2 separate regions of the Homo sapiens genome follow, and region 2 is linked to region 1. Evidence: chromatin contacts called from ENCODE Hi-C or POLR2A ChIA-PET data. All regions are on one chromosome and are shown on one strand. The core of a region is the stretch at or near the end of the contact, and the rest is flanking DNA. Distances in the headings are between cores, read along the strand shown. Region 1 overlaps SELL (selectin L). Region 2 overlaps DNM3 (dynamin 3).

Region 1 (5,860 bases), core at 737-3,236:
GGATGATGAACCTAACAGCAATAGATGAGTAAGAATCTGTTCCTACTGAGAGAGTTTCATTTTGAAGAAAAAGGAACTAAGGGGGCATGTGTTCAGTTTCATGCCCTGGTCTAACCCTGTGTGTTGGTTCTGGTGGGAAATTCTTCCAACCGAGGAAAAAACCAGTTCACAAATCTGAAGACCAGTGATTTTAGAAGATGTATCTGGACTGGAGTCTAATCTCTGACTCTGGGTCCTGCTGATATGGTATTTTTGAGATTTGGCCTAAAACATCATTGCCCTGGTTTCCTTATTTACCAAACAGGGCCAATGGTAGTGACTAATCAGAAAATGATAATGCCTGGTGCACAAAATGTGTCTAGATGAGCCCATGCACAAGGACACATGTTTCTGGAACTGTTCCTTATTCCTTTCCTAAAAGAAAGGAGGGAAAGTCTCCATACTAAGACTACTAGGGCAGGGGACAAAGTGCTAGAGTCAGAAGATTCATCTGAGGACAGAAGAATAGGGGTGAAGGCTCTAGTCACTTCATTGGCTACCATGCTCTAAATAGTTACCTGTGCCCTTTTTCTAACTATTAGAACCCAAAAAGCCTATAAATTCTCTCTCTCTCTCTCTCTCTCTCTGTGTATATATATACATATACACACACACATAGACACACACACACACCTAAACACACACATAGAGATTTATGACTTTTTACTTTTATCCTTGTAAATGCCATTAACTATATTTTGTCTTAGATTTAGCCTGGGAATGTAGCCATTATTTCTACCATTGCCTCCATAGGAAAAATACTCTTCATGTTTTAAAGGACCAACCTACAACTAAAATCTTTGGAAAGCAGAATCATTTGTAAGTTGGTGAAAATGGAAGATGTTGTTTTATAAATGAAGACTTTTTTTTTTTTTTTTTTTGAGACAGGGCCTCACTCTGTTGTGGAGTGCAGTGGTGCTGTCATGGCTTACTGCAGCCTTGACCTCCTGGGTTCAAGTGATCCTCCCACCTCAGTCTCCTGGGTAGCTGGGACTACATGTGCATGCTACCATGCCTGACTAATTTTTTGTATTTTTGTAGAGATGTGGTTTCGCCATGTTGCCCAGGCTGGTCTTGAACTCGTGGGCTCAAGTAATCCTCCTGCCTCAGCCTCCAAAAGTGCTGGGATTAGAGGTGACAGCCAAGGTGCCTGGCCCACAGATGAAGACTATTTAATGTTATCTTAAAGATACCCTAAGCTTCCTACCAAGCCAGTGATCTTTTGGGGCTTCTGTTTTCTTTGTTGGCATAACTGTAACTAGCCTAACTGCCCGTTATCTGTTTCCTGTTTGCCCCACACTGATTCCCACAGCAGTTTTCAAGTTATCGGTTTGAGATCTTGTACAGAAATGACTCCAAGGTAAAAAATTTAAAAACAACCCCTCTAATTTTTTTACCCTTGCTTATAAAACAGCCTTAGCCAGCTAACCCCTCACTACATGCAAATGAGTTTGATTCTATTCTTTTGATTCTACAAACACTTATTAAAAGATTTTAGAATTCGGAAATAAATAGCTTCCTTATTAAGGTGACTTACAGCCCCAAAGTCCTTAAAATTATTTAGACAATAGCCACCTTATCCCAGGGGGCAGTGTGTAATAACCCACCCTGTTCTCTATCCGTCAGTTCTGCCATCATCGCCCAAGGTAGGAAGAAAGACAGGACAACCGGGGTCAAGATTTGAAGTCTCAATGGAAAGAATAATCAGTGGTTGGAGAAAACTGTCATTCTTCTTTTGCCTTAATGCAGTACTTGATACTTATACTTAGTACTGTATAGTACTTAGTACTGTATAATACTATAAGATAGTGAGATTCAATCAGCACAGAATTTCTAATAGCAAGGGCAGAGACATTTTAACTGCTCAGTGCTCTCAGGTTATACATAGCTAATGAAGTTCTTGCATATCAACAATCCCCACCCCCCTCACACACTTTGTCTTTCTGGATTGGTTAGAAAACTTACCTAGCGCCCACTATTCTCAAATTTAAATGAAAGATAAGATCAGAGTGGCACGCAATTAGGGACTGATAAATAATATTTTTGTAATTGCCAGTGTAAATGGACAGGGGGCAACCTTTACATACCATATTCAGTGAACAGAATACGTACTAACTAATTTGATGGAAGGAAAATTAAAATGACAATCAACTGAGCCCACAGAAAGGCAACACAGAGCAGTTGGTTAGCAATTGTTTCGAGATCATCCCTGAACTTGAAACAGGTATATCTTTTTTTTTTTTTTTTTTGAGACAGAGTCTCACTCTGTCACCAGGCTGGAGTGCAATGGTGCGGTCTCAGCTCACTGCAACCTCCGCCTCCCGGGTTCAAGTGATTCTTCTGTCTCAGCCTCCCGAGTAGCTGGGATTACAGGTGCCCGCCACCACGCCTGGCTAATTTTTGTATTTTTAGTAGAGACAGGGTTTCACCATGTTGGCCAGGCTGGTCTTGAACTGCTGAGCTCATGATCCGCCCGCCTCGGCCTCCCAAAGTGCTGGGATTACAGGCATGAGCCACCACACCTGGCCAAAACAGGTATATCTTAAAAGCTGCCCAATGTCCATGAATGTTACAGCCTTGAATGGTTCTTCCAGGTGAGTTTGGCCAAATGTGGCACCATACACCCAAGGCCTGCTGCAGGCTAGTGGGTTGCTCACACTTTAAAGCTGAGACACACTCATGCCTTAAGGTAAAGGGAGTGATAATCTGGGCAGCAGATGTTAACTTCTCAAGGCAGTCCTCCTTCTCTTTTCCTCTCCAGTGACGGATGGTTGGAAAGCATATATGGTGCATTTGGTTAGAGCTGTGGCCTTGGTGAATAGATACTTGGGAGAATACATGGGAATTTCTCCCAGGGTTAATGCAATGCCCATGTGTTGGGAACCAGGTGACTCTTGAAGAGGTCAGGTATTTGGGAGCAGTGCCTTGAAACCTTAGTGGACATTAGACCCACTTCCTAGTGGAATTGTAGCATTGAAATCCAAGGCATGTAGGCTCTTAGAGGACAGAGATAGTGTGTCATTTTTTCAGAATTAATTAAGAGCAGGCCAGGCGTGGTGGCTCACACCTGTAATCCAAGCCCTTTGGGAGGCCAAGGCAGGCAGATCACGAGGTCAGGAGATCGAGACCACTCTGGCTAACACAGTGAAACCCCGTGTCTACTAAAAATACAAAAAATTAGCTGGGCATGGTGGCACGCTCCTGTAGTCCCAGCTACTTGGGAGGCTGAGGTGGGAGAATAGCTTGAACCCAGAAGGCGGAGGTTGCAGTGAGCTGAAATTGCACCACTGCACTCTAGCCTGGTGACAGAGTGAGGCTCTGTCTCAAAAAAAAAAAAGTATTAAAGAATTACATAAGAGCAAAGAACCATTAGAATATCTCACTTAGTTGTTATCAGCCTAGCAAGCTGCCTTGAAGGTAATAGACATTTTTAAAAGTTTATCAGATGAAAAGCGAAAATCAGCCAACCTGTTTTAATGAAGGTGTGTCCTGGGCTGATTTACATGTCTCCAGGGACTGATGGCTCTAGAATGTAAAGCTTGGCATCCTGCTTGTGTTGAATCTATCACATTTAATTTCCTGTGGGTTTCTTTTTTTTTTCTTTTTCACTTTAAAGTTGTGTTCTTTTCATGTGAAGTTAAACTCACATACCTTTTTTTAATCTCCTTGCCAGCCAAATGATAAATGCCAACCCAGAGAATGCAGTAACCATGACTGCCACTGGAATGAAGAGGGGGTTATAATCACCCTCCTTAATCATTGAGAAACTTTTGTCCAATTCTGAAAGAGAAATCAGTAAGGCACATAGCATGAGACCACCAGCATTATTTCCTTAGTCTATCTCATGATATTTGACTTTTTTCCTCCTTACATCTCCCAGTAGTAGCCCATTTGATGCCATTTGACAGATGAGGAAACTGGCATGGGAAGGCCCCTGATGAGTCTACAGCATAGGCAAAGACTGGACCAGCCTTGCTAGTCTAATGCCTACAGAATCTCAATGCCCAGATTTGTGGTTCATAGAGTTCCTGAAAATGCACCTAAAAATGTTGGCAAGAATGGTCATCGTTGTATTTAGCTCCATGGACTTGTTCAATGACTGGAACTCTGAAACACAGAGAAGAGCTAAAAGCCTAATACAACTTCAGGAAAAATAAAAGCCAATGATCTGAACTGGATAATTCACCAGTCAAAGGAAATCATTAATGCTTTTACTTTAAAGCAGTTGTGCAAAAATAAGCACTTGATTTTTACATGCCAAGGACCTGCACTAATTTCTTTCCAATGCAGTAGTTACCACTTCCCTCTACTTCCTTCACGAATAAGTAAAAGGGCATGTTTAGAGATACTCTTGTAAGTGTAAACTAAGTTCATTTGGGAGCCTCTATTTGAAAATACTGGTATAAAAAAAAATCTGTCTCCTGATACTAACATTTGAAGGAATCTACTTTTTTACATATTGGCAGAGGGTCTGATTCTATCCTTAGTTCTTCCCATTACTTTGATGAACCTTTTCAAGGTGATTTGATCCCCACACCCAAATATATGATTGAGAGAAGGCTCAAGTTCCCAGGAGCTCCAGACAGAAGGTACCTGTTGGCTTGATGAAGATGAGGAGGAAATGAACACTAGCTAGGCCTTAAAGGGAAATGTCTCTGATAGGCCTAATACACAGTCCTCTGCTAAAGGCCTCCCTGCCTCTCTCTGCTCATCCACTCTACTCCCTGGCCCTGGGCACGCAGCACACAGAGATCAGCATTTCTGACAGCTTCTGTAGATCCTACCATTTAAAGACTTTTGTCATCCATGCAGATAGTCTCAGGAGCAGACACAGGTAGCTATTCTTTCACATGCTAGCTTAACATGCATTTGCTTTAGCACCTATTGCCAGGCACTGTGTCAGGTGGAGGGTATACAAAGATGAACAAGACATGATTCTTCTCATATACAGATAGATTTTGGAGGCATTAGCTTAGTGATGATTCAGGAGTATCCATTATTTGGGGAAGTAGGTGGTCATTAGTGACCTTTTACAGGCATTTCAATGGGCTAACAGAGATGTTAGATTGTAGTGGAATAGAAGAATGGGTAAAAAGTAAATCAGTGAGTTCAGATTTTAGGAGTTAAGATGGCAAGAGGTGAGAACAAAAAAAGGAAATGATTGTCATTAAAGGAGGAGGAAAGACCAGCCAAAGATTTTACAGTGAGTTAAGCATACAAATTTATTTCTAGGCCACATATTCTTAGCAAAACAACATGTAAATGTTTATGTATGTCTTTCCTCATATCTGCTCATCCATCAGCTCCATCGTTAAGATTTCAGTTTTCCAGGACAAACTTACTCACTTTGACATATTGGACTAGGATTTGACCAGATTCCAGATGATTCACAAATGGTTTTCTTCTTCCCAATTAACTCAGTTCCTTCTGAGCAGATGAAGGTACATGCAGAGGTAAAGCTGAAGCTGGCCAGGGGATGGCTACAGTTCATGATCCCCAAATCTGGTGCTGATAGAGGCTCACACTGAATCACTTCAATGAAAAAGAAAAAAAAAAAAAAGACAAAACAGTATTTCTGAGTAGAGACCCTCCCTTGAGCAAAGGATTTTTAGCCAAAGCTGCCTGACTACATTACTTGTGATATTGCTTCCAGGCTTTATTTTCTTGAGAATGATGGTGGGTGGTGAATGAGAGATGAAGGCAAGGAAGCATTGAAAGCTGTGGGGAGAGGAGTAGCTACTCCAGGCTGCTGCCCTAGCTAAGGTGACCCTCCCCTTCTGCTGGAAGTACCATGCCATATGGCCTCTGCATCAAGGGCTCT
Region 2 (5,795 bases), core at 2,808-5,307, 2.6 Mb after region 1:
TTCAAACTGTGTTACCTTTTTATTTCTGTTTATTTTCTCACCAATATGTTTCTAGAACATTCACATTAGCTCATATCACCTTAGCAACCTCATCTCTGTCAAACACCTTTGCCCTTGCCCTGGCCTCATTATCAGCATTAGCCAGTCAGTCACCTGTTTGGGAACCAAGGGCTCCTCAAAATCGTGCAGTTTGAAATAGATTTTGTCATGCTATGCTTACGGGCCAAAGCACCCAGAGGTGTAACAAACACTTGGTGTTTAGCTATATTTTAGGGCAACAGATTCCGAATCTTCCCCCAGCTTGGGGATTCAGTGTGTCTGCCTAGATCTTCCTGAGTCACCTCCCAGTTGATATGTGAAAGAAGCCTACAAGCCCACCGTCTTTCATATATCCTCCCTGCTTGTCCTGCCTGTTGGAGTTTGATGTCATTTATTGCTTCTCTCACCTCACATCAGTTCTGTTCAACAATTTTTTATTGAGCACCTGCTAGGTGCTAAGAATAAAAGATTACTAAGTCAGTCATGATTTCTGTTCTTAAGGAGCTCACTATAGAACAGAAGTTTACAATAGAGGGTGATAGAAAGGTGTGCTCAGGGTTCACTGGGTCATAATGCATGACACCTGATTTGTGAGGTCAGGTGTGGTGGGACATATGCCTGGACAATAGGCAAGGAGTCCAATCACTAAAGATAGTATACTTCATCCAGTGCCATCAAGAAGCTATGAAAGGTCAGAGTGGTGTTTTAGATTGTGCAATCTAGCAGCTGTATGAAGAATGGATTTAGTGGGAGCCAGAAGTAGTACTAGTTAAGGAGAGCCAAGGAGAGTCATAGTATTTAAGGAGAGAGGTGGCAAGGACCTGAACCAAGGAGAGTTTTAAGGAATAGATGATGATGCAAATGAAAACTGTGCCCCTTCCCAATCTTTTGGGTTAGATTCCTTCTGGGAATTTAGGATGTAATCAGAATCAGATGTAGGTCAACATATTCCCTTGTATTATAAATGTAGGTTGACAGCCTCTACTCCATGGAAGCAGCACCGCTCTGTCCCCATTGCTGGTCTCAGTTTCTGTTTCCATAGGAGAAGCACTACTTGGTCCGCATAGCTGGTCCTAACTTCAGTTTCTGTCTCCCATACTGGTCCCCTGCCTAGCTCCCACTGGTCTGCTTTACAAGATCACCATTGAGGTTTATGCTGACCATTCTTAGGAGCTTTTCCTGATGGGTCACTGACAAACATGGTGCATTCACTATGAACTTTACGATCTTCATGACACAAAGTGAAGAATAAATTAGAATAAATTGTGTTAAGCACATTTCATTGATTCATGGAGTAGAATTTCCCTTCACTAAATCAATGCAATGAGACATTTCAGTTGGGGAAGGGGGAAGCAGAGACTATGGTGTTTTCTAGATAGACTATGGGGTTTTCAGAATTATGTCATCTGCAAACAGGGACAGTATGACTTCCTCTTCCTATTTGGATATCTTTTATTTCTTTCTCTTGCCTGATAGCTCTGGCCAAGACTTCCAATACTGTGTTGAATAGGAGTTGGGAGAGAGGGCATTCTTGTCTTCTGCTGGTTTTCAGGGAAGTGCTTCCAGCTTTTGTCCATTCAGTATGTTGTTGACTGTGGGTTGGTCAGAGATGGCTCTTATTATTGAAATATGTGCCATCAATGCCTAGTAAACCCCATAGTCTCTGCCCAAAAGCTCCTTGAGCTGATAAGCAACTTCAGCAAAGTTTCAGGATACAAAATCAACATACAAAAATCAGTATTCCCACACCAACAACATCCAAGCCAAGAGCCAAATCAGGAAATCAATCCCATTCACAGCTGCCACAAAAAGAATAAAATACCTAGGAATACAACTAACCAGGGAGGTGAAAGATCTCTACAATGAGAATTACAAAACACTGCTAAAAGGAATCAGAGATGACACAAGAAAATGGAAGCAAATTCCATACTTATGGATAGGAATAATCAATATCATTAAAATGGCCATACTGCCTAAAGCAATTTGTAGACTCAATGCTATTCCTATTAAACTACCAGTAGTATTCTTCACAGAATTGGAAAAATCTAGTATAAAATTCAGATAAACCAAAAATGATCCTGAATAGCCAAGGCCATCCTAAGCAAAAAGAATAAAGCTGGATGCATCATGTTACCCAACTTCAAGCTATACTGCAGGGCTACAGTCATCAAAACGGCATTGTACTGGTACAAAAACAGACGTATAGACTAATGGAACAGAATAGAGAGCCCAGAAATAATGCTGCACACCTTCAGCCATCTAATTTTCAACAAAGCTGATAAAAGCATTGGGGAAAGGACTCCCTATTCCCTAACTGGACCTAGGATAACTGGCTAGCTATATGCAGAAGATTGAAATTGGGCCCCTTCTTTCACCATAAACGAAAATTAACTCAAGATGGATTAAAGACCTAAATGTAAAATCTATAAGTATAAAAACCCTGGAAGATAACTTAGGCGATACCATTCTGGACATAGGAATTTGCAAATATTTCCTGACGAAGACGCCAAAAGCAATTGCAATAAAACCAAACCAGTGTCTATAAGGAACTTCTTAAACAAATTTACAAGCAAAAACCAAACAATCCCATTAAAAAGTACACAAAGGACACACACAGACACTTCTCAAAAGAAGATACATCCAGCCAATAAGCATATGAAAAAATGTTCAACATCACTAATCATTAGAGAAGAGAAATTCAAATCAAAACCAAAATGAGATAGCATCTCATACCAGTCAGTATGGCTACTATTAAAAAAATAAAAAAATAGCAGATGGTGGCGAGGTTGCAGAGAAAAGGGAATGTTCATACACTGATGGTGGGAATGTAAATTAGTTCAACCATTGTGGAAAGCAGTGTGGCGTTTCCTCAAAGAATAAAAACAGAATTACAATTTGACCCAGCAATTCCATTATTGGTTACAGGCCCAAAGGAATATAAATTGTTCTACCATAAGGACACATGCATGCATATGTTCCTTGCAGCACTATTCATGATAGCAAAGATATGGAATTAACCTAAATGCTCATCAGTGGTAGACTAGATAAAGAAAATGTAGTATATATACACCATAAAATACTCTGCGGCCATTAAAAAGAACAAGATTATGTCCTTTGCAGCAACATGGATGAAGCTAGAGACCATTATCGTTAGCAAATGAACACAGGAACAGAAAACCAAATATTACATGTTTTCATTTATAAGTGAGAGTCAAATAATGAGAACAAGTGACCCAAGGAGAGAAACAACAGACACTGGGGCCTATTTGAGGGTGGAGAGTGGGAGGAGAGAAAGGATCAGAAAAATACCTATTGTTGGTACACCAAACCCCCATGACATGAGCTTACCTATGTAACAAACTTGCATGTGTACCCCTGAACCTAAAATAAAAGTTAAAGGGAAAAAAAAGTAAACATGTTGTAGAAGTCACAATCTATGACAGTCTTGTTCTTTGCCTTCTCCATTGCTTCTTAGTAATCTGTAAAGCTATTGTTTCTGATATGAGTCAGTTTCTTTGTCCTTCCCTTTTACATTTCCTCTTTTTTTCTTACCTTTTTTGAGGGATCCTAAGAGAGCGTTTTAGAATGGGGAATTCTTAAAGAAACCTGCAAAATATATTTTCTCCATTATGTTAAACTCCATAGCAATAAACTTGGTTTAATGCGGTCAGTTTTATCACAGATCAGGCCTCCCTAAGGCGAAGGAGCTAAGCCAGTAATTTGGGAAGGCTTTGAAGCCACATGTGCATGTATACATTAACCTCTAAGACTAACCATAATTTCAATTAACATAAAATAATCTAAAGACATGCTGATTAGACACCGTGTGGCTTTAACAAAGCATTCTGGGCAGGGGGTTGGGGAATAGAGAAGCTTTAACTATTCCTAGCACCAGCAAGCAGGGCTTTCTTTAATCATTTATAACATATTTTCTCAACCTTTTTTTCTTGCGATGTTCTTAGAGACTAAAAACAACAAAATTCCAAAAGCTTTTACTAATTAAAAAGAGAGGAACTGAAACTGTTATAGATTATGTCAGTGAAATCCACTTTAAAAAAAAAAAGTAAAATTCCAGCTGTCCTTTAAAGTATATGATTTACACCATATTCCAGTAAATTGATGCAGGCCGATAACTTTTCATTCATTTCTCTTGTGTGTCTTGTGGGGCATACTTAGAGCAGTCAGTTCTCCTAGGGACAAAGCAGGAAGACTAACTCGAGCCCATGTTGCTTTTTATGATATGTGGTTTTGAGTTTCAGAGGAGTCGAGTGCAGTGTGAATCATAGAAGCAGCCAGCTGAAAAATCCTCAACCCTATAACAAAAAGCAGATTTTTTCCCATATTTCTTCCAAGTTTTTATTTCACATGCAAGTCTGAGATACAAAATATTCTGTAAAATTTTAAGGAAGCCACAGTAGTTCTTACTGTTTGGGGATTTCCCGGAGAGAATAATCGTGTTCAGAATGGTCCTTTTTTTTGCCAAAAGGTTTATTATGTGAACTGAACGGCTCAACCAAACAGATAACACCATCTCCATTTTATTTTTACATGTTATTTACTGGGGTTTCCCTGAAGAAAGCTTAAGAATTCTTTCCCCATGAGTCACTGACCAAGTAATTGTTTTTTTAAAATATAAACTTTCCTTCAGCTGGTCAATTTGGAACGCAGTCTTCTCATCTTCTGTTCACTTCAGGGCTGCTTTGCCTTCATCTGTAAATGATCACGTCTACAGCCAAATTGAGCAGCTCGAATGTAGCCAATTTCTTTCCATTGAGCACTCAAGTTTGAAAAATCAACAGCCCGGCCAGGCAAGATTCAGAGGACTTCATCCTCTGAAAGTGACTTACATAATTATATTTTCATTGCGTTGGCAAAAAATGCCTCTCATTGGTTTAATTTCTGCTGGAATTAATGGGATGAGGAATTGCAACCATATTTTGCCAAGAATTGTGAGTGGTTGCTCTGCCCAGGTTATGTTACCCTTTTACTGTTGTGAGTGGGTTAGAAGGTATTGTCTTCTATTCTCGTCTTCTTATTGAACTAGAGGCTGTAATTATTTCCCTTGGTAGTGGCTGAACTTTCTCTTTAAATATTGACACCTTCACAAATGTGTTAAAACAAGCGTTAAAGTTGGCTTTTTCCCCACGAAAATGGCCCTATAATTGCAATCTTCTATTCTGAAGGAGAAATGTTGTTTTACAGAATATTTCTGAACCCCTTCCCACCCACTTTCCCAGTGGCTATAAGAAGCCTGCTGTTGCCAACTGAGTGGTCTAGAGTCCCTGCTAATTACCTCCTTCCACAGCTTTTGATTTGGAGCCGAACTGATGGCGCCAGCGGCTGAACCACAGTCAGATCTACAGGCCTCTGATTTGCCAAATGGAATCTATGCAGTTTGTTTCCTTTCTCACAGTGTTTTATGATGAGACTCAGCTCAAACTCGAAATAGACGAGGAATCACTTCAAAATATTAATGGTTGATTTGAATTTTGAAGAAAAATAGCCATCAGAATTCTATATTCCATTACCAACATACATGTATATGTGTACATGTGCTCACAAAAAAAATCACAAAATGTGTTTTTCTAAAGAAGCATTCTATTAATTGTATTCCATTAAGCATACTAGTACCAAAAGCTTTCAGAATACTTCATATTTTATAGCCTTATAAAAGTTTTATTCTATCTGTTGATCATTAATATGTAGGGTCTCATGTCCACATCAGATGTGCCTAGAGTTTTTCTCTAAACTGGCAT

What was found. Hi-C counts contacts between places; a loop is a spot of excess contacts on that map. ChIA-PET counts read pairs that join two places held with the same protein, here RNA polymerase II (POLR2A). Pooled maps may share reads with other maps.
Region 2: a pooled map shows a loop between it and region 1 (13-fold over the local background). The contact joins two enhancer-like sites. A Hi-C loop is called at or near these places in 2 of 37 single-sample maps with no recorded cell type and 4 of 50 pooled maps. POLR2A ChIA-PET finds 5 or more read pairs at or near these places in 1 of 52 experiments (activated naive CD8-positive, alpha-beta T cell).

The regions. Positions count from the first base shown.
Region 1 is chr1:169,697,870-169,703,729 of GRCh38, forward strand. SELL (selectin L) reads right to left here. Exons shown (of 9, transcript NM_000655.5): 6 at 5,386-5,571; 7 at 3,691-3,819. Among named protein-coding and RNA genes, the nearest start is that of SELL, 11 kb to the right of the region's middle. Within about 2 kb of position 1,987, at least 4 of the 41 ENCODE cell types and tissues checked have a DNase peak (open chromatin) inside an H3K27ac peak, as active enhancers do.
Region 2 is chr1:172,339,299-172,345,093 of GRCh38, forward strand. All of the region lies in intron 17 of DNM3 (dynamin 3), which reads left to right. Among named protein-coding and RNA genes, the nearest start is that of C1orf105, 78 kb to the right of the region's middle. RefSeq lists an enhancer at 3,366-3,475. Within about 2 kb of position 4,058, at least 13 of the 41 ENCODE cell types and tissues checked have a DNase peak (open chromatin) inside an H3K27ac peak, as active enhancers do.